Linked DNA regions of Homo sapiens: region 2 is linked to region 1. The links are chromatin contacts, found by POLR2A ChIA-PET in ENCODE. All regions are on one chromosome and are shown on one strand. The core of a region is the stretch at or near the end of the contact, and the rest is flanking DNA. Distances in the headings are between cores, read along the strand shown.

Evidence for each region. ChIA-PET counts read pairs that join two places held with the same protein, here RNA polymerase II (POLR2A).
Region 2: POLR2A ChIA-PET joins it to region 1 with 14 read pairs in PC-9. The contact joins the promoter of VSIG10L here to the promoter of KLK10 in region 1. POLR2A ChIA-PET finds 5 or more read pairs at or near these places in 2 of 52 experiments (HepG2 and PC-9).

What each region holds. Positions count from the first base shown.
Region 1 is chr19:51,017,630-51,022,853 of GRCh38, forward strand. KLK10 (kallikrein related peptidase 10) reads right to left here and starts at 2,080. Exons shown (of 6, transcript NM_145888.3): 1 at 1,998-2,080; 2 at 1,414-1,510. The coding sequence starts at 1,501. It overlaps KLK11 (kallikrein related peptidase 11), which reads right to left. Exons shown (of 6, transcript NM_001136032.3): 6 at 4,607-5,068. The coding sequence ends at 4,916.
Region 2 is chr19:51,339,140-51,344,363 of GRCh38, forward strand. It overlaps VSIG10L (V-set and immunoglobulin domain containing 10 like), which reads right to left and starts at 3,000. Exons shown (of 10, transcript NM_001163922.3): 1 at 2,946-3,000; 2 at 2,014-2,868; 3 at 1,294-1,587; 4 at 876-1,160; 5 at 1-3. The coding sequence starts at 2,985. It overlaps VSIG10L-AS1 (VSIG10L antisense RNA 1), which reads left to right and starts at 881. Exons shown (of 5, transcript NR_186316.1): 1 at 881-1,578; 2 at 1,927-2,035; 3 at 2,711-2,846; 4 at 4,549-4,672; 5 at 4,933-5,224. RefSeq lists silencers at 1-114, 765-1,034 and an enhancer at 5,223-5,224.

The DNA of each region.
Region 1 (5,224 bases), core at 830-3,329:
CGGGGATAGAACTCGGGGATCGGGGAGAGGAAGGGGTGTGAATAACAAAACGGGATTGAAAACCAGGAGAGGGGTGGGGCGCAGTGGTTTACGCCTGTAATCCCAGCACTTTGGGAAGCCGAGGCGGTTGGACCGCTTGAGCTCGGGAATTCAAGACCAGCCCGGGCAACACAGCAAGACCCAGTCTCTACAAAAACAAACAAACAACAACAACAACAACAAAAAAGTAGTCGCGGAGGCATGCGCCTGTAGTCACAGCTACCTGGGAGGCTGAGGTGGGAGGATCGCTTGAGCCCAGGAGGTGGAGGTTGCAATGAGCCGAGATTGGGCCACTGCACTCCAGTCTGGGCGACAGAGTGAGACCCTGTCTCAAAAAAAAAAAAAAAAAAAAAAAAAGCCGGATGTGGTGGTGCATGCCTGTGGTACCAGCTACTCTGGAGGCTGAGTATCGCTTGAGCCCAGGAGGTCGAGGCTGCAGTGAGCTCTGATTGGGCCACTGTACTCCAGCCACGGAGACAGAGCACTGCCCTGTCTCAAAAAAAAAAAAAAAAAAAAAAGAAGGAAAGAAAAAGAGAGAGAAAGAAAAAAACAAGAAAGAAAGAAGAAAAAATAAGAGAGAAAGTAAAACAAGAAAGAAGAAACAAACGAAAGGAAGGAAGGAAAGGAAGGAAGGAAAAGAAGAACGAAAGAAAGAAAAGAAAGAAAGAAAAAGAAAAAAGAGAGAGAAAGGGAAAGAGGAAGAAAAAAAGTGAGGGGAGAGGGCAAAAAGCGGTAAGGCAAGACTCAGGATAAAACACGGTGGTGTGGCCGGGAGCGGTGGCTCACGCTTGTAATCCCAGCACTTTGGGAGGCCGAGGCAGGCGGATCACGAGGCCAGGAGATCGAGACCACGGTGAAATCCCATCTCTACTAAAAATACAAAAAACTAGCCGGGCTTGGTGGCGGGCGCCTGTAGTCCCAGCTACTCGGGAGGCTGAGGCAGGAGAATGGTGTGAACCCGGGAGGCGGAGCTTGCAGTGAGCCGAGATCGCGTCACTGCACTCCAGCCTGGGCGACAGAGCGAGACTCCGTCTCAAACAAACAAACAAACAAAACAAAACACGGTAGTGTAAAATGGAGCGGGGCCGGGATGGGGCGGCGTAAGAGGAGGAGAAAGAACGCGGCGAAGAGTCCACGGAAGAGCGAGGATCCGGGTGGCAGAAATCGGACAGGGCCTGAGTGGGGCGGGTCACCCAGGGGCCGAGCCAGAAGAAGGGCCCAGCTGACTTGGGGGCGGGCCGTGCTCCGGAGCGCTGGGTGGGTGCTGGGGTCTCGGGGGAGGAGAGGTGCGCGGGGCTTGGTGACGGGAACACATTCTCCTCCCGCCCGTGCCTCCCACCGGCGCCTCTCCCCGCCCCCTGCCCCCGACCTTACCCCAGAGTTGCGCCATCAGCAGCGGCAGCAGCTTCGCCAGAGCCCGGGCGCCAGAGGCGGCGGAGAGGTGGAGGTGCGGAGCTCTCATGGCCAGGATCTGCTGGGGTGTGTGCAGGGGCGGGTTAAAACAGATGCTCCGTTAGAGACCCCCACCTCGCCGCGCTCATCCGCCCAGCCTGGGCCACCCCAGCCCGCAAGCACCCTTTTGACCTGCAGCCGATAACCCCAGGGGCTGGCAGACGGGAGATTCGGGCTGGAACAGCGGTAATGGGCACAATTACCCTAATGACGCCCCTCGCGGCATCTTCCCGTCCTCCCTGTGCCCGAGTGGAGCGCTCTCCGCGCCCCAGCTACCCTGGCTGCAGCCACGCCGCGCCCGAGGTTTCCCCCTCCTTCACGCGCGGGGTGGGGATCCGAGGCTCGGAGCCAGTGGGAGCCTCTTTCTCAACCTCACAGCGGGGGGACTTCCGCGTCCCGCAGGTGGAGAAACCGAGGCTCTAAGCCGGCTCCTGCCTGTGGCCCGGGGGTCCCCACCCATCCTCTCGCAATCCACCCCAACCCGGGTGGGGTGCAGGTAGCTTCACCTGGGAGTCGCCGATAGGAAGGAGGGAGGGGACCCAGACGTGCCTCTGCCCTGCCTGTGGTCTGCCGCTGGTATCCTCTGCCCAGGGACCCCTGGCGGGACCTTCCCTTTTAACCCCAAGGAGTCCGGAAGCTTCTCCACCCTCCCCTACCCCCACCCCCGGGCTCCCTCCCTTTCCCTCTGTCTAATTGTACCGTGGGTGAGGCTGGCACTCCTGGGTCCCAGATTCCTGCTCTGGGAGGGGCCCTGGAATACAGGCTTCTCCCAGTGCCCGAAACGCCCCCTTTTCATCCCTTTTGGAACTGGCTTCCGTGGGGATTCTCCGGGTCCCGGTGCCAAGAAGGCTTCCCAGGCGCGGGGAGAGGGTTCACGTCCCCAGCAAGGCTAGGGGTGGCAGGATGAGAGGCCACTGAGCAAGAGGAAATCAATGGGAAGTGCATACCTAGAGTGACAATGTGAGAAGCCAGACTGTGGAAGAGGAAGGAGGAAGGCCTAGAGATAAAGCAGGTTGAGTAGGAGGGACAGAGGCTGGCTTGAAAAGGGAGATTGTAACAAACCAAGGCTAAAAGAGCCAGAGAGAGAGAGAGAGAGAGAGAGAGAGAGAGAGAGAGGGAGGGAGGGAGGCGCCGAGGCTAAGAGAAACAGAAACAAGGAAAAAGGGAAACCCACGCCCACTCTGTGGCCGTGAGTGAGCTCTGTGTGTGTCCCAGTGACTAGCCCATGTGCGTGTTGGGGGGGGCTGTGGCTCTGCCTCATACCCATGTGTGGCCATCTCACACCCTCCCTGCCATCTGTGTGCCACCAGGTGACACACAGGCCCCTGAATCATAGGAGGTCAAAGCTGTGAGGGGCATCGGCATCACCTCAGCCAACTCCCTCATCTCAGGTGAGGAGTGAGAGGCTCAGAGAGGGCAGAGACTCACAGGAGGTCACACAGCAAGTCCACTTGACAACCAGAAGGCCCTGGTTCCACTCTGGGCTCCTATTGCTCATGCCAGCCACTTCTGCGAGGTGAACAGACCATCCCAAAAGATCCTGAGCTGGCCGGGCGCGGTGGCTCACGCCTGTAATCCCAGCACTTTGGGAGGCCAAGGGGGGGCGGATCACGAGGTCAGGAGTTCGAGACCAGCCTGGCCAACATAGTGAAACCCCATCTCTACTAAAAAGACACAAAAATTAGCTGGGGATGTTGGCACAGGCCTGTAGTCCCAGCTACTAGGGAGGCTGAGGCAGGAGAATTGCTTGAACCTGGGAGGCAGAAGTTGCAGTGAGCCGAGATCACGCCACTGCACTCCAGCCTGGGTGACAGAGCAAGACTCTGTCGCAAAGAAAAAAAAAAAAAAAGATCCTGAGTTCTGGATTCTCTCCGTGGGACATCCTCTTCAGAGGCCATCTAACTCAGTGCTGCTCAGCTGAACTTTCTGCAGTGATGTTTTATATGCACTAGCTAATCCAGCCACCACCAGTCACATGTGGCTATCCAGCCTTGGAGATATAACAAGTGAGACAGAGGAGTTACATTTCTGGCTTTATGTAATTTTAATTGGAAGAGCCAGCTGCGGTTAGTGGCTACCATATTGGCCAGCAGAGGTCTCCACTATCTAATTACCTATCATGGAAGTTGGAGAAAAACAATAAGCTCCTTTGGTTAGGTCTTAGTATGTGCAGGCTAACTGACTTCTTTACTTACTGTGTTATACTTTTGCATGCAGCATTTTACAGGAAAGGAAACAAACAGAGCCTTACTCCAGGAACATCACTTGGTAATTAAGAGATCGCCTTGCTTCAGATCCTTGCTCTCCTAGCCACGTGACTGTGAGCAAGTGACTTTGCTTCTCTGTGTCTGTTTCTTCAACTATAAAATAGGTATGAAAACAGTACCGACCTCACAGGGTTTTGTGAGGATTAAGTTGATACATTTGAAAGTGCTTGGAGGCCAGGCACAGCGACTCATGCCTGTAATCTCACCACTTTTGGAGGCTGAGGAGGACAGACTGCTTGAGCCCAGGAGTTTGAGACTAGCCGGGGCAACATACTGAGACCTCTGTCTCTACGAAAAATACAAAAATTAGCTGGGCTTCGTGGCATGTGCCTGTAGTCCCAGCTACTCTGGAGGCTGAGGGAGGACAATCACTTGACCCCAGGAAATTGAGATTGCCGTGAGCTGTGATTGTTACTGCACTCCAGCCTGGGCAACAGAGCAAGACTGTCTCCTAAATAGATTAATTAATTTAATTTCTTTTAATTAATAAATGAAAGCCGGGCGGGCGCGGTGGCTCACGTCTGTAATCCCAGGAGTTTGGGAGGCCAAGGAGGGCAGATCATCTGAGGTCAGGAGTTCGAGACCAGCCTGGCCAACATGGTGAAGCCCCATCTCTACTAAAAAATACAAAAATTAGCCGGATGTGGTGGTAGGCACCTGTAATCCCAGCTATTCAGGAGGCTGAGGCAGGAGAATTGCTTGAACCCAGGAGGTGGAGGTTGCAGTGAGCAGAGATAGCACCACTGTACTCCAGCCTGGGTGACAGAGCGAGACTCTGTCAAAAAATAAAATAAAATAAAAGCCATTGGATCAGGGTCTAGCACATAGTAAGCACTCAGTAGATTCACTCATTTAGCAAATATTTATTGAAACCTTGATATATGGCCAGGAGCTGTCTTTGGGGCTGGGGATACAACAGAGAACAAACCAGGTGTTGTCATTCCCAGAGTCACAATATTTCAAGGCAGAATTTGAATCCAGGTCTCACTGATTTCGAACCCCAGGTTGATTATTAAGTGACAGCATCTCCTGTAGTCCAGGAGGCCCAAAGAATGTTCGTAGAGGGTCTTGGCTTAGGGTTTCTTATTAACAGAGTGAACAGGAACCAAACACCAAGTGGAAATGGAGGGTGATGGGCTGTGGTGGGTGGGTCCAGTCTAATTGTTCTTCATCGTCTCCTGGATCCAGTCCACATATTTGCAGACTTTCGTGTAGACACCAGGCTTTCGGGTGATCGCACACGGATCCTGGCCCCAGGAGATAATGCCTTGAAGAGACTGGTTACAGACCAGAGGGCCCCCGGAGTCACCCTGGGCACGGGGAGAGAGAATGTCGGTCAGAGAAAGCGTTGAGCATGGTGTTAGCCAGGGAGGAGGTGGGGACGGTGCTTAGGAGTGGGGCCGAGACAGGATGGGTAGGCACTGGGAAAGGTGATAGGTTTAGCGATAAAGCTGGGATTATGGGTG
Region 2 (5,224 bases), core at 1,750-4,249, 320 kb after region 1:
GGTCTGCGGAGAGAAGGGAGAGAATGAAGATGGAGTCCCTTTCTCATTTCTTCTCCAGCCCCGCCTCCCCGCGCGGTGACTCCACCCTTCTTCACTAGCCCCACCCCATAGGCGCTCACACTCCCCACTTTTCCTGCGATCCCGTTCCCTTTTCCCATTAACTTCCTCGCTAAGTGGGTAGCCCGCAGCCCTGCTGACTGCCCAACTTTCTTAAGAAAACTGCATCTTCACACAATGATATTTCTCTTCCCAAACGTAACTCAGCCCCTTCCTTTCCAGCTCCACCCACTTCTGCCAGGTTACTTCGCCCCCTCCTGGATTGCACTCCGAGAAGCCTCCCCTTTTCCCAGATATCTCCGCCCTTCCTTGTGGACCCCTTCCCCTTTCTAAGACAATTCTGCCCGCTTTCTAAATGACCTCGCCCCTTTCCCTGGTGACTCCGCCCCCCTTGCCAGGTAACTTCTCCCTTTGCTGATCCCACTTAAGCAAATTAGTTCTTTCCTTTTCTAACTCCCACTCTTTGCCATTTAACTCCGCTTGTCGACTTTGTCGAGTGTTCCATGCCCAGGAATGTCCGCCCTCTCAGTGCTGGGCCGGCCCGTCAGTCCTGGTCATCCCTGCCACTCTATTTGGCTCCTTCCCTTATCCTCTTTCTGGCCCCGCCTCTTATCCTAGGTGTCTCCGCCCCTCCGCGCTGGCCCGCCCCACCACGGGTATCCCAGCTCCTTCTTGGTGACCCGCCCTCCCGCTGGCCCTGCCCCACCCACCGGTATGCTGCTCCTCCTTGCTGGCCCCGCCCCTTTCCTCTAGCCCCGCCCTCGTTCTGGCCCCGCCCCTCTCCCAGGCATTCCCCTACTCCCGCTCCAGCCTCTCACCCGCCACTGTAAGGTTGAGCAGCGAGCGGCGGCGGCGGCCGGTACGCGGGTTCGCCGCCAGGCAGGCGTAGGTGCCTGCGTGGCCCGGTCCGACCGCGGGCAGCAGGAGGCGCGACCCCGCGGGCACCGCGGCCTCGGCCGGGTCCGCCAGGCTCCACGTGATGTCGGCGGGCGGCCGCGAGGCGGCGGCGCAGCGCAAGGTCACGTTACTGCCCGCGGTGACAAAGCGGGCAGGCGCGGCGTCGCGGTCCGAGGAGACCGTGATGGTCGGCGGGTCCGGGCCGTCTGGAGGGAGGAGGGGTCGGGACCGCGAGTGTCAGGGTCACCTGGGACGCCGCTAGGACTCCCGGAGACTGGGTCCCCAGCCCGCTTCTCCCCAAGGACCCCCTGTCCCCGACCCGAGGCATCCCCCACTCACAGAAGACGCTGACGTCGGCGGCAGCCTCCCTGTGGCCGAAGGGGCTGCGGACGCGGCAAGTGTACCGGGCGTGGTCGCTGCGCACAGGGCGCACGATGAGCAGCTGGTCGCCCTCTGAGCGCATCCGGGGCGTCTCGGCTCCCTCCGATTCCGCCGCCTCCAGGGCGCGTCCGTCCCGGCTCCAGCTCAGCTCCCCGCGACCTGGCCCCCACCCCAGGCAGCGCAGCCGGAGCTCGGCCGCCCCCTCCTCTGTCTCTGGAGCCTTGGGCTGAACCGACAGCTGGGGTAGGGGCTCTGGGAGAGGGAGAATGGGCTCAGGACCCACCCAGTCCTGGAGCCCATCTTTGGTCCCCTTAGAGGGAACCCCAGCCGCTGCTCCCTCTAAGCCCCTGGAGTCTCAGCCCCCATCCCTCTCCTCTCATAAACCTATGAGTTTGAGCCCCCAGACACCTCCTCTCCGGGACCCAGGAGTTCGCCAGAAGAGGCTCCTAGCCTCCTCCTCCTCCCTCAGACCTGGGAGTTCAGGCTCCCAGGAGTCTCCATCCCAGGTCCACCTTTGCTCAGACACCCCTGCCTTGACCTCTAGCTCTTTTTCTCCCTTCCTCAACCCAGAAGTCCTCTTCTCCTATCCAGGGACCCCACAGCACCGTGACTTGCCCAAAGCCTGGCAGAGCAGAGCAGCCCCTGCCGCCTGCACGCCGGACGCCAGGGCCCACTTACCATACACACCCACCGTGAACTCGTGAGTCTGCTGGGAGACCCCTGCCCGGATGACCTCAGCCGTGTAGACCCCTGCATCGTCCAGCTGGGCAGAGGCGAGCTCCAGAACCCCCCGGGCCTGGTCAAATCGCAGGTGGTCTCGGTGAGCAGGGTCCAGGCTGATCAGAGGTGCCCCTGGCCCCAGGCCCCCAGCTGCCAGCACCTTTGAGCCCCGGCGCCAGACCACCAGAGAGGTGGGGGGCCCAGGGTTGGGGATTGGGACTAGGGGGAGCCGGATGGTGGTCCCCACCAGCACAGCGAGTGGGCCCCCCACCTGCTGGGGAAAGCTTGCAGCTGAGTGGGTCTCTGCAGAAAATTTGGATTCAGGGCTCTGGGCAGAGAGTTTAAGATCCATATCATCCGGGGAGAATTTTGAATCTGGGGCCTCAACAGACAGTTTGGTATGGGAGACTTGAGTAGAAATGTTTGAAGCTGGGGTCTTAACAGTGAAGGAAGGCTTGGGGTCTTTGGCAGGAACTTGAGGATCCGAAATATCAGGAAATACTTCAGAACCAGGGGTTTCAGAGAAGGGGGAAACCGGGCTCAAATCTTGGCCCTCAGCAGAAACATTTGACCAGAAGGACCCAGACATGTTGGAACTCAGGGCCTCAGGAAACCAGCTGGAATCAGAGATTCCAGCAGAGGCTTTTGAATCCAGGAACTGATCTGGAACTTTCCAGCTGGGAGGTTTGATGGAGGGAACTTCCACACCCAGCCCCTGGGAAGAGCTCTTTGAGTCTGAAGAGAAGGCAGAGGAGAAGTTGGTTTGCTGAAGTCCAGAAGAGGCTCTGAGGGTGAGGATCCCTACCAAGGAGGCTGCAGAGAAGAGAGGAAGGCATTGGGGGAGGCTGCTGAGGGAGACTGACAGGGAAGGGACTGAGCAGGGAACTTACCCAGGAGTAGGAAGAGTGGCAGAGCCTGTGGGTTGTCCATGGTGCTGGCCTCACTGAAAGGACACTGGAGAGAGACCCAGGACTGCACCCATCCCTCCCGGGTCAGACGAGTCCAACAGGACTGGTAGCTTAGCTTCCTGGGAGGGGAAGGGAGCCAGACCCAGAGGGAGGTGCCAAGATCCTCAACCCCAGTGTGGTGGCTGAGCTGCCCACCTCATCCCACTCTCTTCATTAGCTGGTCCCATCTGCAGAGAGGCCCAGCCTGATCCCTGCCCTCCCCACCCCCAGGGGGAAGCTGGAGAAAACATTCCCAGCTAAAAATGTGGGAGCAAATTTGTGAGACAAAGCCAGGAAGACTTCCTGGAGGAGGGTGAGGTGACCTTTCCGAGAGCCCCACCTCTGATGGCCACAGCTTCAGAGCAGGCTTCCTCCTCCCCAGCCTCCTGGCTCCTTCCACTCTGTCTTGCCTGCAGCCTCAGATACATCTGACCCTGCTCCTCCTCTGCTCCAAACCCTCCCACGGCTCTCTGTTGCCCTCAGAACCAAGTCTCCAGGTGCTATCTCCTGCCAGGGCCTCTATCCTGAGACCAGAGCTGCATTTCCGCATCCCCGAGGCCCTCACATGGCCTGTGTCCCGCTAAACTCAGACTCTTTCCTCTAACCCAAACTTCCTCACACCTCCAGGATGGCTTCACTGTCTTCGCAAATGCTGGAGAACATTCCCACCTCCTCCCTCCCTGTCACCACTGTCGATCTGAGTCCAACCCTCCTCCCCCTAGTTCTCACTGGCCAGGCTCTGTCTTCTCTTCCTGCCCCGTCTCCCTCCTCTGCCCAGTCTCCTCCATTCCCTGCCAGGGTCCTTCTATACCCAGAGCTGAACCTGCCTCCCCCTGCTCACAGCCCTCCCCTGGCTCCCCAGTGCCCTCTGGAGACATCCAAGGTTCAAAGCAAACTCATGCACAGCCCCCACTCAAGCACTTGAACATCCTGCCATTCTTATCCTGCCCGCCCATCTCACCTCCCAGTCCTCTACCTGGAATGCTCTCTCCCACTCTCCACCTCCCTCCAACCTGGCTAAACCACAACTTGTCCTTCAGGTCTCACCTTATTAAGAACCATAATTACCACTTAATTTGAGCCAGGAACTACGCTAAATGTTTCCTATGCACTATCAGGCTGAACACTTCTAAACACCCTATAAGCTGAGTGTCATTATACTCACTTTGCAGGCCAGGGGACTTAGGCTCAGAGAGGTCAAGGGACCTGCAGGAGGTTGCACAGCCAGAGGGAGAAGCTGGACTTGGGACCAGGATGGTCAGACCATTGACTCCTTCTGATAGCTTTTCCCACCATCCCATGTGGAGCTTAGGGCCTCTGCTCAGCTCCCAGTCCTCTAAGCTTACCCTGGCCCAGTTCTCACCAGTAATAATACTGGTAATATATATATATTTTGAGATGGAGTCTCGTTCTGTCACCCAGTGAGTGCCTCAGCTCACTGCAGGCTCCATCTCCCGGGTTCAAGTGATTCTCCCGTCTCAGCCTCTGCAGCAGCTGGGAGTATAGGTGTGCATCACCACACCAGGCTAATTTTTGTTATTTTTAGGAGAGATGGGGTTTTGCCATGTTGGCCAGGCTTATCATGAACTCCTGACCTCAAGTGATCTGCCCGCCTCAGCCTCCCAGTGTTGGGATTACAGGCGTGAGCCACCGTGCCCGGACTAATATTGGTAATAATATATATTTAGCATTTTTTGCATAGCAGGTGTGGTTATGGGGGTGCTACATAAATTAACCTTTCAAAACTCCATGGAGTAGATGATGTAGCTTAAAGAGGGCTGCAAATTTGAGCGTCCTCCTGTTAAGATGCGGGGTCTATGTCCCCTCTGCTTGGATCTGAGTAGCTGTGTGACTGCTGGACCAAGACGTGGAAGTGGCCCTGTGCCAGGATCTGCATCTAGGCCGGCATATGCCACTTTCTGTATCATAGGACACTCCCTCATGGAATCCAGCCGCCACACTGCGAGGATCAGCAGCCCCATGGAGGGGAATCATGGCCCCTGGTCAGCAGCCCCAGCCAGCTTGCTGGCTATGTGGGTGAGCCCTCTTGGAAGTCAATCCCCTGGCCCCATTTGAGGCACATGAACTGATCCTGAACTGGATCCAGGAATGGATCCAGTGGGATTTGACCCAGGGCCCTGGGACCCAGAACCCATACCCTTAACCTCTACATGATGCTGTTACTATTTTCATCTGCAGATGAGGCAACTGAAACTCAAAAT